Regions from separate parts of the Homo sapiens genome. Here region 1 is linked to region 2. A link is an interaction called in ENCODE POLR2A ChIA-PET data of the cell type or tissue named here. Cell type or tissue: endothelial cell of umbilical vein. All regions are shown on one strand. Each heading gives the region's core, and the rest is flanking DNA. Links, peaks and the distances in the headings are about the cores only.

Evidence for each region. ChIA-PET counts read pairs that join two places held together with the same protein. Peaks named below come from ENCODE experiments on the same cell type or tissue, not always from the same donor. Only the 100,000 strongest peaks of a DNase experiment are listed, where the experiment ranks them.
Region 1: POLR2A ChIA-PET joins it to region 2 with 5 read pairs; 2 of 35 experiments call an interaction of 5 or more read pairs at or near these places.

The regions. Positions count from the first base shown.
Region 1 is chr9:35,132,447-35,140,380 of GRCh38, forward strand. No RefSeq gene overlaps it. Among named protein-coding and RNA genes, the nearest start is that of ATOSB, 21 kb to the left of the region's middle. In endothelial cell of umbilical vein, for the core only: no CTCF peak of the experiment used is centred there; no DNase peak of the experiment used is centred there.
Region 2 is chr9:35,336,917-35,344,850 of GRCh38, forward strand. All of the region lies in intron 11 of UNC13B (unc-13 homolog B), which reads left to right. Among named protein-coding and RNA genes, the nearest start is that of RUSC2, 150 kb to the right of the region's middle. In endothelial cell of umbilical vein, for the core only: no CTCF peak of the experiment used is centred there; a DNase peak (open chromatin) is centred at 4,865; H3K4me3 peaks cover 326 bases; H3K27ac peaks cover 623 bases.

The sequences.
Region 1 (7,934 bases), core at 1,869-6,868, 200 kb before region 2:
GTGGCTCACACCTGTAATCCCAGCACTTTGGGAGGCCGAGATGGGCTATCACGAGGTCAGGAGATCGAGACCATCCTGGCTAACACGGTGAAACCCCGTCTCTATTAAAAGTACAAAAAAAATTAGCCGGGCATGGTGGCAGGCGCCTGTTGTCCCAGCTATTTGGGAGGCTGAGGCAGGAGAATGGCATGAACCTGGGAGGTGGAGCTTGCAATGAGCCAAGATCATGCCACGCAATCCAGCCTGGGTGATAGAGTGAGACTCCGTCTGAAAAAAAAAAAGAATCTGTTTTCATTTGTAACAGGATGCAATGGGAGGAACTGGTTATTTTACCAAGGCTTTGACTGGAATGGTATGCTTTCCTTTAAGGAATTAAACTTGACTTATGGAGCAAATAAAGCCCCATGGTGAAACTGGCCCTACACCTTCCCTATACAGGGTTCCTAACCTGCGGTAAGTAAACTTTGTCACTTTCTAACAGGCCAGGGAGCCCCAAGTTTATCTTGGAACCTCAAGAGGAGAGGATCACTGAACTCATAGGTATTTGATGGCACAAATCCATGGCTGGGCTCAGCTTCAAAAAAAGTCTTATCTGAGTTTCCTTCTACAAAACAAAGCTCCATCAAAGCCAATTAAAAAAAAACAAGCCTACGTGAAAAATAATTATTCTTGCTGCATTTTATACAAATAATCTGGCCAAGTATAATAAAGCAAATCAGTCCTATCATAATTTGTCCTTAGTAAAATTAGAAAATGAGAGAGAGAAAAATTATGTTTCAAAAACTATAATACATCTGTTGTTAGAGTCTAGTCTTGCCTGATGTTTTTCAATTTTTATAATTTTCTACAGTATGGGCTGAATTCTAATTTTTTCTTCAAAATTTCTACAAATCTTCAAAATAATGTTTTCAATTTTTCTTGTTTTTTCCTTCTTTTTTCCCCATTTTTTTTTTCTAATTTGGAGTCACTGAAAACTAAGCTGTGCTTTCTTAAAGCCCTGCAAACTGAAACTAGACAACTTAAACCTCAGAAGAAAATAACAACTGACTTACATACATAAGCCTGTTTCATATCTGCCTACTGATGTATAGACTTTAGAGTAATATGACCTATATTGATTTTGCACGATTGCTCTTTTTCTCCCTTTCTCTCCCTATTTTCTTTTCACAGGACATGAGGCTTCAAAACCTGCCAAAAATGAGCTTCTGGGATCTACCTGTCTAGAAATAAACTATCCTATCCAGAAGAAACCTAAGAGCAGATACTCATTTTCTTCTAAAATGCTTTCTCCAAAAGATTTTTGAAAAGTGGGGAAATGTGAAAGGAAAATATCTTGGGTGCCCAAAATCACTAAGCTAAAGGAAAAATTCTAGTTGGGAACTGCTCAGGGCAAATCCGCCTCCCGTTCTGTTCAAAGTCATCCCTCTGCTCACTGAAATAGATATGTATTCTGATCACCTCCTTTGGAAAGGCTCATCAGAAACTCAAAAGAATGCAACCGTTTTTCTCTCATCTGCCTGTGATCTGGAAGCCCTCTCCCTGCTTTGAGTTTTCCTCACCTTTCTGGACAGAACCAATGGACTTCTTACACATATTGATTGATATCTCATGTCTCCCTACAATATATAAAACCAAGCTGTGCCCTGACCACCTTGGGCACATGTCATCAGGACTTCCTCAGGCTCTGTCAGGGGCACATTATTATGTAGGTAGTTACATAACAAGAGAGGAAACAAATTTCAAAGTTATATAACAAGAGAGGAAACAAATTTATATAACAAGAGAGGAAACAATTTAAAAATTGATAACATTCCAAGCTGGGTGTGGTAGCTCATGCCTCTAAGGCCAAGGCAGGCAGATCACTTGAGGCCAGGACTTCAAGACTGGCCTGGTCAACATGGTGAAACCTGTCTCTACTAAAAATACAAAAATTAGCTGGCTGTGGTGTTGTACACCTGTGGTCCCAGCTACTGGGGAGGCCGAGGCAGGAGAATCACTTGAACCCAGGAGGCGGAGGTTGCAGTGAGCTGAGAACATGCCACTGCACTCTAGCCAGGGCAACAGAGTGAGTGAGACTCCGTTTCAAAAAAAAAAATTATATTCTGGATAGGGGAGTCAGGCAATAAATAAAAATGGATAAATGAGTAGATAACTCAGGGAGTGCCTTAATGAAAACAAGATAATGTGATAGAGAGTAATGGGGACCCAATTAGTTGGAATGGCCAGGGAGGGCATTACTGAGGAGGTACCTGTGAGTTTAACCTGAATGATAGGAGCCAGATGGCCAAAGATCTTGAGGCAAATTGTTGAAGCACTGGGAATAATAAGTGCAGAGATCTTAAAAGCAGGAACGGGGCCTGGTGCGGTGGCTCACGCCTGTAATCCCAGCACTTTGGGAGGCCAAGGTGGGTGGATAACAAGGTCAGGTGTTAGAGACCAGCCTGGCCAACGTGGGGAAACCCCGTCTCTACTAAAAATACAAAAATTAGCTGGGTGTGGTGGTGGGCACCTGTAATCCTAGCTACTCGGGAGACTGAGGCAGGAGAATTGCTTGAACCCAGGAGGTAGAGGTTGCAGTTTGCCGAGATTGCACCACTGCATTCCAGCCTGGGTGACAGAGCAAGACTCATTTTGGGGGAAAAAGAAAAGCAGGAATGGATTCATACTTTCGAGGAAAATAAATCATGTCAGTGTGGCTAGACCAAGATAAGAAGTGTGCTATAGGAAGACGACTGACAGCACCCAGGCAAACACGTCATGTTTGCCTCCTGCCTCTACCATGAGTTTGTGCTCAGTTTCCAAGGATAATCCATATCGTTTGCAAAGGGTTTTATCATTCATGCTTTCATATTGGCTATCTTTTTTTTTTTTTTTTTTAGAAACAGTGTCTCACTCTGTCACCCAGGCTGGAATGCAGAAGCACAATCATGGCTCACTGCAGCCTCGACCTCCTGGGCTGTAGCTGTCCTCCCACTTCAGCCTCCCAAGTAGCTGGTACTGAAGGCATGTACTACCACACCTAGCTAATTTACATTTTATTTTTGTATATGTGTATATATTTTTTGACAGCATCTCACTATGTTGCTGGTGCTGGTCTTAAACTCCTGGGTTCAAGCAACCCTCCTGCCTCAGCCTCCCAAAGTATTATGATTACAGGCAATAACATAATTTCTAATAGCTAAAGGCCACATCCTCAGGATAACCCTATCCCCTCTTAAAGTGCCTGCCTACAAAAACTCAAGGCCAGGAGTTGGAGACCAGCCTGGACAATATAGTGAGACCCTGTCTCTATTTATTTAAAAAAAATGTGGCTGGGTGTGGTGGCTCACATCTGTAATCCTAGCACTTTGGGAGGCCTAGGCAGGTGGATCACTTTAGGAGCTTCAGGAGTTTCAGACCAGCCTGGCCAACATGGTTAAACCCTGACTCTACTGAAAATACAAAAATTAGCCGGGTGTAATGGCACAGGCCTGTAACCCCAGCTACTCAGGGTACTGAGGCAGTAGAATCACTTGAACCCAGGAGGCAGAGGATGCAGTGAGCTGATATTTCTAGCTTCTTAACTTTACCAAAGGTAACCTCCTAGGTACTTACAGAAGGCAAAATTTGACAGTCCATGGAAGAGAAGAGAATAGACAAGGTCACACAGATATTAAACCAGAAACTACTTACTTCCTAGGTGGGGAATCGAACCCGGATCGCCACATGTGAAAGTGCAAAATCTTGACCACTGAGCTACATAAAGCGGCAGTGACCACTTTCTTTCCTAGAAGAAACCTACAGTAGTTAATTTTGAACTTGCAAAGGCTTTTAACTATTTAATATGATTTTTAGGGCTATGACATGAACCCTAAAATTCCTGTTCCCTGAAGGTGGAAACCAAAAGAAAGTATCGCCACGTGGTTAAAAGTTCAAGCTCCCAAGGACATAAAACGGTAAAGACTTCATCCAGTTTTTTTGTTTGTTTCAAAACTGCAGCTAAGAGTGTTACTGACCAGCTTGCTGGCTCATCTTGAAAAGTGGGCTTGCTTACAGGTATTTTAAGCCTGTGTTTTATCCTAAAGTACCCCTTGACACAGAAAAACAAATTTATAGCACAAAATACACCAGCTTAAGACTAGCCTTAGAATTCTTTTTTCCATTAATCAAAACTTTACAGAGGAGATAAACACTGATTCTTTTTTTTTTTTTTTTCTGAGATGGAGTCTTGCTTAGTTGCCCAGGCTGGAGTGCAATGGCACGATCTTGGCTCACTGCAACCTCTGCCTCCCAGGTTCAAGTGATTCTCCTGCCTCAGGCTCCTGAGTAGCTGGGATTACAGGCACGTGCCACGGTGCCCAGCTAATTGTTTGTATTTTCAGTAGAGACGGGGTTTCATTGTGTTAGGGAGGAAGGTCTCGATCTCCTGACCTTGTGATCCATCCACCTCGGCCTCCCAAATTGCTGGGATTACAGGTGTGAGCCACCGCACCCACCCCCCATTTTTTTTTTAACCATTCATTCAACAGTCTGCACAGAGAGAAAAGCCAGAAATCTGACTGTTAAGAAATTCTTACCCTTTTGCCGGCACGCCAGGCTTCTGGATTCCCTTTCCCTGAGCGGCCTTAGTGATTTAGCTTGCGACACCATTGCCCTGGGGCCAAGCTGCATCACAAAGGAAATTTTCTTTTTTTTTCCAATCTGGCTAGAGCAAAACACGAGTGATAAAACATAGACATTGGCCACTCTGCTTAGCACCCAATATCAAACTGGCAAGGCTTAAGGTTCCCCCTAGATGGGCCCCATCATCTTTAATCCAATTCCCGACTTGGAGTTTCAACACGTGGTCTCTGGGCAAGATGGTTGCCCTGAGTAACAGAAAAGATAAGAAAGGGAAAGGAGAGAGAGAAAGGCTTTGTCGGTGGCAGGGTGTGGGTAAGGTGAAATGCTCAGGGAGGCCAGAGAAAGACCCACCCACTGCAGCAACACTGAAAAGTTCAGGTGGCTGTGGCTGCTGTTGTGAAGGAGAGGAAAAAGCTCCACATGTCCCACAATCCTGTACATGCCTAACTCTGTCACCTACAGCCATCAGCAAAAAGTGCAAGGCAGATTAATCCAAAGAGAATAGCAGTTAACATCCCATAGTGCTGAGAGGGACTTTACCGAGAGGGGCCTCTAACCCCTTAAATCTTAGAAGGGACTCTAACTCTCCTAAGTCGGGCTTCTAACCCGAGGTTGGTCAAGCATCCTTGCCTTTTATTAAGAGGATCCTCTAACTCACTCTGTCCTAGAAGAGACCCTAATTCCTCTAAGTTGAGCCTCTAACTCAAACCTATTCTTTACCCTGGTACCCCACCACTTACCCAAAGTCGTCCAATCAGTGTTGCAGTCTATTTCCTTTGGATCAGGGGTCTCCTCAATATTGTCCCTTTTGTGGTTCACGAGAAAGCTGTCACAGGACGCCAACACTTACCCAAAGGTAGCCGTTGGGTCAGGGTTTCTGCACTATAGTCCCCTCTGTGGTCACCAGAAATATGTTACAGGAAAGGGGTTCTGATCCAGACCCCAAGAGAGCAAGAAAGGGTTCTTGGATCTCTCGCAAGAAAGAGTTCAGGGCAAGTATGCAGTGCAAAGTGAAAGCAAGTTTATTAAGAAAGTAAAGGAATTAAAGAATGGCTACTCCATAGACAGAGCAGCATTTTTTTTTTTTTTTTTTGAGACAGGGTCTTGCTCTGTCACCCAGGCTGGAGTGCAGTGGCATGATCACAGTTCACTGTATTCTCAACTTCCTGGGCTCAAGCATCCTCCTGCCTCACCATCCTTGGTAGCAGGTGATGGCAATGGCTGGTGCCATCATGCTGGCTGCAGCAGGGAAGTGCAGCGGCTGGGGCTGCACACTGTGGAGCCACAGTGGGAGCCCTGCCTCTTCTTTTTTTTTTTTTTTTTTTTTTTTTGAGACAGAGTTTCCCTTTGTCGCCAAGGCTGGAGTGCAGTGGCCCGATCTGAGCTCACTGCAACCTCCGCCTCCCGGGCTCAAGCGATTTTCCCGCCTCATCCTCCTGAGTAGCTGGGACTACAGGTGCATGCCACCACGCCTAGCTAATTTTTTGTATTTTTAGTAGAGACGGGGTTTCACTGTGTTAGCCAGGATGGTCTCGATCTCCTGACCTCGTGATCCATCTGCCTCGGCCTCCCAAAGTGCTGGGATTACAGGCGTGAGCCACTGCGCCCAGCCACCCTGCCCCTTCTGAGTTGGGATGGGATCTCCCTGATCTGCTGTAGCTGCCCAAACCACAGCTGCAGAGCCAGGCCTCCTGTTCTATGGAGCAGGCAGGAGCCATGCCCTTCTGGGCGGGGCTACAGCCACCCAAACTGCAGCTGTGGATCCGAGCCTCCCTGTGCTCTTGCGGGAGGCGGGAACAGGCAGGATCTGCCCTACCTGGTGCAGCTGTAGCCATTGCACCCGGGGCTGCAGACCTGGGCCTCCTGTTCCAGGAAGCAGGCATGAGCTGGCGACTAGTGGGAGCCCCGCCCCTTCCAGGTTGGCAGGGCAGGAGCTCCTGGTGTGGGTGTTGCTGCCCTCCCAGGCAGAGGACCTGGGTGTCTCTGTAGTCTGCATCCTCGGGGGCCCCAGGAAGGACCCCCATCCTTGTGGGTTCAGGGGTTTCTGCTCCCATTTCCTGGCCTCTCTCCCCTCCTGGCTCCTGCTCCCATCTTGGAGTGGGGGTTGGGGTCGAGCCCTGGGGCCATGAATGGCAGTGGGAAGCAGATTGATTCCTGAGTGGAAGGGGATGGGTCCCCAGTAAGGCCCTACCTTCAGACCAGGGAGGACCCGAAAACGGGGCCGTGCCGCCAGTCCCACAGACCAGAGTGGAGGCACGTGGTGCCATTTCTGGGCCACCCGTGGCTGCTCATGGTCACCTGTGGACCAATTGGCAGGCATTTCCTCCTCTCTGAGATCCATAAAAGCCCTGGGCTCAGACAGAGCAGGGCAGAGGACTGCCAGAGGACAAAGAGGGCAGAGAGACAATAGGATGGGAGGACCTGCTGCAGTGAGGAGCTACTGTCTCTGCTGAGAACTTCAGAGACTGAGAGACATCCAAATGACTTGCCTGCAAAGAGGAGCCACCTGTTCCAGGGCCTCACCTCTGCTGAGAGCTGAACACTCGTCAGGACGACCTGCCTATAGAGAGGAGCTACTCACTCCTCTGAGCTGTTCCAACACTAAATAAAACTCTTCTTCTTCACCCTTCACTTATCTGTGTACCTCATTCTTTCTGTATGCAGGACAAGAACTCAGGCAAAGACACCACAGCCAAAGAGGTTTCCAGCCAGAAGAATTGACACCCTAGAGATTCTGTAAAATTTTGGGGGCTGTCTGGGGTCTGCAGAAGGGTGAAAAAAAGCAAATCTTTCTGTTCTTTTTTTCGGAGTCTCTAAACTCCACAATAGTCAAAATGAAAGAAAAATACCGGGCCTCTGCTAGCCAGTTAAAAGTGACTAGTGTGGCTGGTGGAGGACAGGCTTGCTGGGGAGGACAGTGTCAATCCCCATTCACCCTCGGTTGTGGGAATGTTGGCTTTCATTCCAACATAGTTTCCCTTCACAGAGGTCTAGCTGTTGCGTGGGACCAGAAGGAGGCCGTGGGGTAACTGAGGGTATCTGGCTGAGGCTACACCTCGGTGTTATCCAAATGCCCCTGGACTGACTCCAGTCCCTGACCACCCATTAGGGTGTTGGCAGTAGGACCTCCAGTCTTTCCTATCATTCTTTCTTTCTTTGGGGTTTCCTCTCTTATACACAATGTTAAATGTTAAAAATGTTGCAAACCAGAAATATTACTGGGCAGAATGAGCATTTTGCTTAGTCATCAAAAGTATAAAGTGGAAGGTTTAGAGTAGCACAGATGAAGCAAAGTGTGCCTTCGTATCTGTAAGTAAATTTGTGGTGAAAAT
Region 2 (7,934 bases), core at 2,021-7,020:
TGTTTACTCTCTGATGGCACTCTACATAGGGCCATCTGGAAACAGAAAGGATGAGATGGCACATTAAGTGAGTGCAAGGGGTTTGCTTTGACTAAAGTTAGGGTGTTGGGAAGCCAAATTCCTCTAGACATGGGCAGGTCAAGAAAGAACTTTGATAACATGTAAAGAACTAGGACTTTTTTTTTTTTCACAGTCACTGACGGATTTTAAGAAAATGAGTGACAAAAACTTATGTACATCTTAGAAATATCCCCCTAGCAAATTGTGCATCACGGATCAAGGGTAAAGAGGAGTGAGTGGGAGGTGGTTCTGGAGGAATGGAGTCTAGGGAGAATGAATATTTTGCAGTAGTTGAAGTGAGAAATAAGCCTGGACTAAAGATTGCAGAGGAGACACTGATAGATAAGAAGGTAAAATAGATTATGGCAGAGGCACAAAGGGCTTTGCAGGGGCTTCTCTCACTGGGTAAAGAATTAGAATATATGGATTCCAATGATCCAGTATCTGAGCAGAGAAGTCATCTCTGCATGGGTTGATATGGGTGAGCTGGCAGCCTAGTCCTCTAAACACGTAGTTCTCTCTTCAGACTTACCTAGTTGAGTGCTTCCCTTTCTTTCCACCATGCTTCCCTCTTACTGTCAGAGATCCCCAGTGAAGGATACGCCTTCATTAAGTCTTCTTTTCCCCTTTGTACATTAGCTACCTTCCTGTAATTCAGTACCTCATATCAGATACTTTTGAATATTTGGAGAATCCTGTAGGGAAAAACCCACCTCTTTGGGATCCCTTCATTGAATGTGAAGACACTTGAAACTCATCTGCTGGTTAGGGACATATTTCCACAAGACTATAGAAACAGGGGCCTAAGCCAGGAGAATTCTCCAGATTTGGGTTTGCCCTATATCTTATTCTTAGATGTATCTTAGAACAAGCCATAAAGAACTGAGGGGATATTTGATCAATATTAACCCAGTTAGTCTCCACTTAGTACAAGAGGTTCATTTCTCCCTGGGATGTCAAATTTTGGATTCCTTTTAGAGGATCCTCGGTATATGGCCTCTTTGTTTCCTTTGGGTATAGAGATTGAGGCAGGGCCAATGCACTCTGTGGCTTGGGCTGGGATATATATATAAACAAATACTACTTTAGGACCGGCATTAGTCCTAAATCTGGGAGCTGTGACTTTTGATCGGGTTTATGTGAGAGGGCAGTAGACATATAGGTTTCTTATGATCATGAATTGTTAATTATTTGGTCCTGAAATAGATAGGGGGCCACAGCCTTTGGAGGTACAGGCTGAAAACCTAACTGGTTAGCTGGCCAGTTCCAAGAAGTTTATCAGCTCCTTATGTTCAAGTTTCTGCTAATCAGGGATGGTCCTTGACCTGATTGTAGGACTAAGACTTGTCAGCAATTTATGACTCTTAGGGCCTGCCTTGCAGCTTGTCGGGTCTGTTTAGGTAACAAAGCAGCTATGTCTTAGTGCATCAGTAAAGTCAGCACATCTCTGCCAGGCTTGTCACTCCCCTAGGATGGCATGCTCCTCAGGGAAGGAGCAGGATTACCTCCTGCTGCCCGTCATTCTCTGCTGCATATGCTTTCTCCATGGTGTAGGGAGGGCATCATTCTACAGCGGGAAAAATGACTTTTCTTAGCCACCAGAAAAATCATCTTCCTCATGAAATAAATCCCAGCTGTGTGACTATATGTCAGCTTTTTCATGTTGCTTCTGGCTTTCCTCAGCAGTAGAGAAGGAAAACAGTCACAAGCTGACTCTTGCATGATATAGATATTGGCCGCACCCATCCTTTGTACTCTGCGTCTGTGTTGATATTGGACAATAAGGTAAGCACCTGCTGGTCCTGACCCAGCCTGTCTCTGGCATTGACACCTGAAAAGGCAGGCCAGGTTTGGAGCAGGCATATTCTTTGCTTCTAGACCAGTTGTATCTGACGTCAGGGAGACTTAGACTGGTTTGTATGAGTAGGGAGAATTGTGATTGGTGAGGCCCTCCTCCAGTATTTCTGTGACACCACTCAGTTGCTTTAGCTGAAGATGAATTTTGTATGCCAGGTGGTTTTCTGACTAACCCACCCATTCGGCTCCCCTTTAGAACTCCTGCAGGTCTGAACCTTCCCACAACTCTGCGTGAGTGTCAGTGTATCATGTTGAGTTTCCATCTTGACTCATCTGTCTCTAGGCGAAGATCCCTGCAAGGATTTAAATTGGGAACCAGACCTTGAGAATGTCTGTTCAGAGCATTTCACAGCTTCTGGATAAATGCCTTTTCCTTCTTAACCCAATCTGTTTTTCCAGTTCTGCCCAGCTAGCTCCTGAGCAGCCTACTTTGAGGAAGCTTCCCAACTGAGGTGGGTGCTGTGCTATTTCTTACCTCTAAAAAGCACCCCATCCTTTCGGCCTACTCAGGCTTCCCCAGGGCCAGATCCACTGTGATGAGGGGGCTGCATTGTTGCCCATGTGGCTCACAAAACAAATTGCCTGCTTGTCCCAAAGAGCTAGTCCACTGAGGAGTCCTGATGTCCTTTGGCCATGTGGTGTCTGGCACTCTGTGGGCCCTGTAGAACAGTGGCAGAAGGGGCCATGCTCTTTTACAAGAGCTTCCACTGACTGTTTGCCACTTCCCCACTTACTCTGTTTCTTGCTTTTGCTGGAACATGGGAAGGTGGATAGATACAAAGGTAATTTGTGGTCAAAGCTGCATGAGCTCTCCTGTGAAGTTTGAAGATTGTAACTGGAGATGGCAGATTTGTTGTGCCTCATGTGCTAACCACGTCTTCTACTGCCTGAGCCTTTGTTTTTCTGGAAAGCCCAAGCTGCTTAGAAAAATGGGCTGGATGTGTTTGGGTGACAAGACAGGGTGGGTTCCATTAGCCTCAGAAATGCCATCTGGAGGCCTTAGCCAGGCCTTAGGGCCACTTTGTCAATTAGGCAGGAAGAAGTAGGTTCTTTTAGCAGGGTCCTACCTCTGGGGAATCTTTCCCACTCTTGAAAGTTTGAGCTTCTCCTTAGCCTAGGAAGCCTGACCAAACCTGATAGTGACAGCCACTGTTCTGGGCTCTTTATGAGTGGCTGCAGATTTGGGGGAGGGAATTCTAATTTAATCAATCTTCCCTATATTTCTTGTTTTAAACCTTTTACCTCCTTCTCCTGGCTGAAGGATGGGAAACTCCACAGTAAATTGGCTGTGACTTCCACAGAAACTTGACAGTTTTCAAGTTATTTTTTTCCTCTGTGTTTAGATGCGGTTATAGTTGTGCTGTCAGGCCTTATCTCTTCTGTCATCTAGCCAGCTCCCAACTAGGTTAGGAGGTATGTGCTCTGCTGTTAGTGTTGGCTGTGTAATGAGGTGGATGGCTAAGAAATGGGTTGTTTAGCATCTCTTGGAATCTAAATTTTCTTCCTTGGTTGAGGGGGAAGCAATGTTATTGGAAGAAGGCAGTAGGGAGGCACATGTTGGCTCTGAAATCAACCCTTTCTTCTCAGGATCTTGGATAAGCCAAACAAATCATTCTTAATTTAAATGCTTGTTTTATCTACCATAAAGGGCTGCCTGTTCTGCAATGGCAGATCCTAGGATGGTCCCCATAGACTGACTACCTGGTTTGTGGGCTAAAGAGGCCATACTCTGTTGTGGATTGCCATGAGGAATGTTGCAGGGCAGCAGAAGTCACAAGGTTTGAGAGCCTGGTTTGGGCATGCTGGGTAAATCAAACTTGCCCACGTACTGTTGGCCTAAGGAGGAAGAGGGCCTTTTCTCTTAAGATCAAGCTCAGGGGAGTCAGAAGAGGAATGACTTCACTGGATTGTTACTGGCTGATCGAGCTCTATATTGAGAAGGATTCTGAGGTTATCTAGGTTCATTATGCGATGTTTTTCATGTCCTATGGTTGCAGAGTGGAAAGGGGATATCACATTTCATGTATTTGGCATTTTATGCTACAGAGCTTCAAGGGGTCCTGGCTTGTGCTCGGACATTATGTTGCAGTGAACAACTTGAGTGTTCTTTGAAGATAAGGACATTCAATTTCCCAGTGAGTCCTAACTAGAATTGTTGAATTATTAGGAATTAGGGTCACATGAGAGCCACCTGGCTAGTGAGTCTCCAGGGAGATAGGGCATCCATTGGCAAAGAAGGGTTATGAAATTTGGGGTCATAAAAGGGGCCCTGAACCTTAGGCAGCTTTTTGGTCATGGTGATATCACTTTAGGTTACTTCGTTCCTAATTCTGGATTCTGAAACCATCTTTGGTCTAGACTTCTGCAATACAGAGTTCATCTCAGCTCACCTAACTTCCCCTCCTTCTCTCGGGTTGTTGCTTTGGCATAGCCTGAGGGAGCTCTTATTTTCCAGTTGATTCTCTTGTGGTGGTTGTTCAGTAAGAACTGGAATAGATGTCTACTCCAAGAACATGGCACTGTTTGATTTTAACTGCACTTGATCACTGTACCTATCCTTCAGCTTTGCCAAATGCTGACAACAGATTATATATACACGAAACCAACCAACCAACCAACTTAGAGCTTGTCTCAGTAGAAGGGAAGACTCCCTTTGTATTGTGCTCCAGCAGTTCCACGGCTGGCATGCTGTGTTCCGGCTTCCCTCTGAGACTAGGAGCTCCTGAAAGTATAGGTCTCCATCTGTGTCTGTTTATATCCTATAGCCCAGATGTGAGAGAGGTGGATAGGGGAAAAGAAAGCAGGGAGGAGAAGAACGAGGGAAGGAAATGGAGGAGGGGAGAGAGTAAGATCTATATTTAGCAAAAGGGAGAGACACTTACCAAGGGTGTGTGAGTGAGCTTGCTGGCAAGGGTTGTGTGTGCGTGAGTGTGCTGGGAAGGGGGTGTGTGCGCCAGGAACGTGTGAGGAGGGCTGGTGCCCTATGGGAGGTTGCAGGCAGGAAGCAGCTGGAGAGGAGGAGGAGCAGCAGCAGGAGCAGGAGCTGCCCTGCTTTCTGCCTCAGTCTCAAAGCCCAGAATCGATTGAGTTAGAATTCCACATCCAGTTGAAGTTTGGCTGCTGTTGCCTTCAGCAGGCTGATCTCAGAATCCCCCTTGCCAGAGAGGTGTGGACCAGGTTAGATTTCTACGTTTGCAGCCAGTGAGACTCCTGCCAAGCCCTTCACTGAGGGGTTTTTTTGCAGGGCATTGTTTCTGTCATCAACTTTGTGCCGTGGAGCCAGCCAGCTGGGTGCAACTGAGAATATTAGCTCCTTGGGTCTGTTTGTCGGTTGGGCAAGCAGTGGTGCTTTGGCTCAGAAAGTTCGTCCTGTGGCTTCTCTGTCAAACCAAGGAGTGCTCCTGGATGGATTTCCTCTTAAAGACAGCATTTGCCTTCTAAAACTTGAGAATTCATGGTTTTAATTTTTTTTTTTAATTTCCTTAACCCTTATTTTGGTTGCAGCAGCAAGGTAAGTGGTACCGAGTGTGTATGACTGACTGAACAACAAGCAGGGCAAAAGGAAAGCATTTGTGGGTGGAATATGGAGCAGCTACATTAATTACGTAATTGCTTGAGTCAACTTGCTGGTGAGGGGGGTCATTATAATGAGTGAAAAGTAGCATATGCCGCACTGGGGTAGAATCTTCACATGCATGTATTTGTGTGCTGATAATCTGACCATCCATTCCTCTGTGGTACTTTCCTGTATGTATATAGATAACCCAGCCACCCTCTGGATGTGTGCATATTCATATACAAATAATCTGTTTCTCCTTTTTCATGTGTCCATATGTGTTTATGAATAAATGACCTGTCCATTCCTCTCCTGCATGTGCATATGTATAGACAACTCATTCATCCAGCTTGCATATATGAATATGCAAAATTCGTCTCTCCCTACTTGCACATACATATATAATCCATCCCTTCATCTCCTATGTGTATGCATGTACTCAAGTAACCTTTCTGTTCTTGAATATATTCTGTATCATTTCCACCCTTCCTGTATGTGTATATGTGAGAGAGAGAGAAAGAGAGAGAGAGACAGAGAGAAAGAGAAAAAACCACCATCCTAATGTATTAATTCATCCCTTTCATGTGTGTATATGCCATATAAACAGAAAAGTCATCTTGAGTTTTCTCAGTCTTGAATATATGCACACATGCGCAATAGACAGTCTGTCCACTTGTGTCTTGCATGTATGAAGAAAGAGCACTAACTTTGCAGATTGAAGACTCACTTTTAAATCCTAGCTATACTCAGTGACCTTGGTCAAGTCATTTAGCCTCTCTGAGCTTCATTTTTCTCATCTATGAAATCAGTATAATCAGAACAGTAACAACAAACCTCCTGCCTCACAGGGTTGTTGTGATGATAAAATAGGAATCATATAAACTGAAAATTCTAAACAAATATAATCTCTTACTACTGTGTGTCCCTCTAGTATGAGTTGGATAGGATAGCGTACTCTTGGTCCAGTTTTATTGAAATTATGTTCTTGTCTGTGAGAGGTTTCTAAGTTTTCCATGTGAAGGGGAAGCATCTATTGAGGTAACCAGGTTTATCCTGTGGTTTTCTGCAGAGTATTGGAAAGAAGCGGGGTACCGTGAAAGGGTCAGGTGGAGAGGGAGAAAAGCTCTCATCTTCTGTAGGCTGGGGCCTTGATACTTTGTTTTTTGTACCTTGAGGAGGATTGAACCTCACACAAAATGGAAATGGGCTGCTTCCAGCCAGGATCAAAGTGAGCAGGTGAAAAGATGAGTGAAAGAACGTAACATTCGACTGCCTCTGGGATGACAGTGTGCCCTTTGCAGTGAGCTTCTACTGCCAGGTTTGGAAGGCTCTCCAGAGTATTTCCCACCCCAGAATTCTAGACCCATGCTGTCCAATGTGGTAGCTACTGGCCACATGTGACTGCTGAGTACTTAAAATGTGGCTAGTCTAATTTGAGATGCATTCTAAACATAAGATACATACTAGATTTCAAGAACTTAGTATAGGAAACAAATGCAAGTATATGATTAATAATTTTTTATATTGATTATATGTTGAAATAATACTTTGGCTATTGGGTTAGATAAAATATATTAAAATTAATTCTACCTGTTTCTTTTTTATGTGGCGATTAGAAATTTTAAAATGACACATGTGGTTCACATTATATTTCTGTTAGTCAGTGCTGCTCTAAACTCACCCATCACTAGCACAAGGATCAGGGCAGCTTTTCCAACTCGGGGTAGGGGATGGGAGCCCTGTCACAGCATCCCTGGGGTAACAGGAACCACAGCAGGATCTCTCCCTGCCAGTCTCATACACTGGAGAGATACCAGCTAATTGATGGTCTGGCAGAGACCGGTGCTGCCATGCCCCCACACTCTTTTTTTGTTTTTCTTTTTTCTTTTTTTGTCCTGAGTGAGTTCCCAGATAATTTTAAGTACAACTGGGGAAAGATTTCCACCTTAGTTTTACAATGAAAGAGGACTGTAAGCCATCAATCTAGAAGGAAACCTAGAACTTGAATGCAGCATGTTGTCATGGAAACAGAAATGGATGAGAAAATTAGGAGACCTGGATTCTAATTCGGCTCTGCCATCAATTCATTTATGCTTTCCATGACAATGAATTCTCACTGTGTGTCAGGCATAGTAATGCCCTGTTCTAGGCACTGGAAATTCAGAAACAAATAAGACACAGCTTCCAATGTAATGGAGTTCACACCCGCTGCGGATCTTTGAATAGGAGCCTCCCATCTAGTAGTCTGCCACAGCAAAACAGATTAATGACAACAAGGGTCTCATTCTAGGTCAAGGGTAGTAGGGCTTTTGAGAAGCTAGAGCACCTGCCCTGCCTAAAGACTTTCAAATTCAAAGTATAGAAAAGCACTATGATGGTAAGACTACTCCATAACCTAGATCACAATGTAGTGTGAGATTCCAGGCCTAGACACCCTCTAAAGGGTTTGTCCAACTATGTT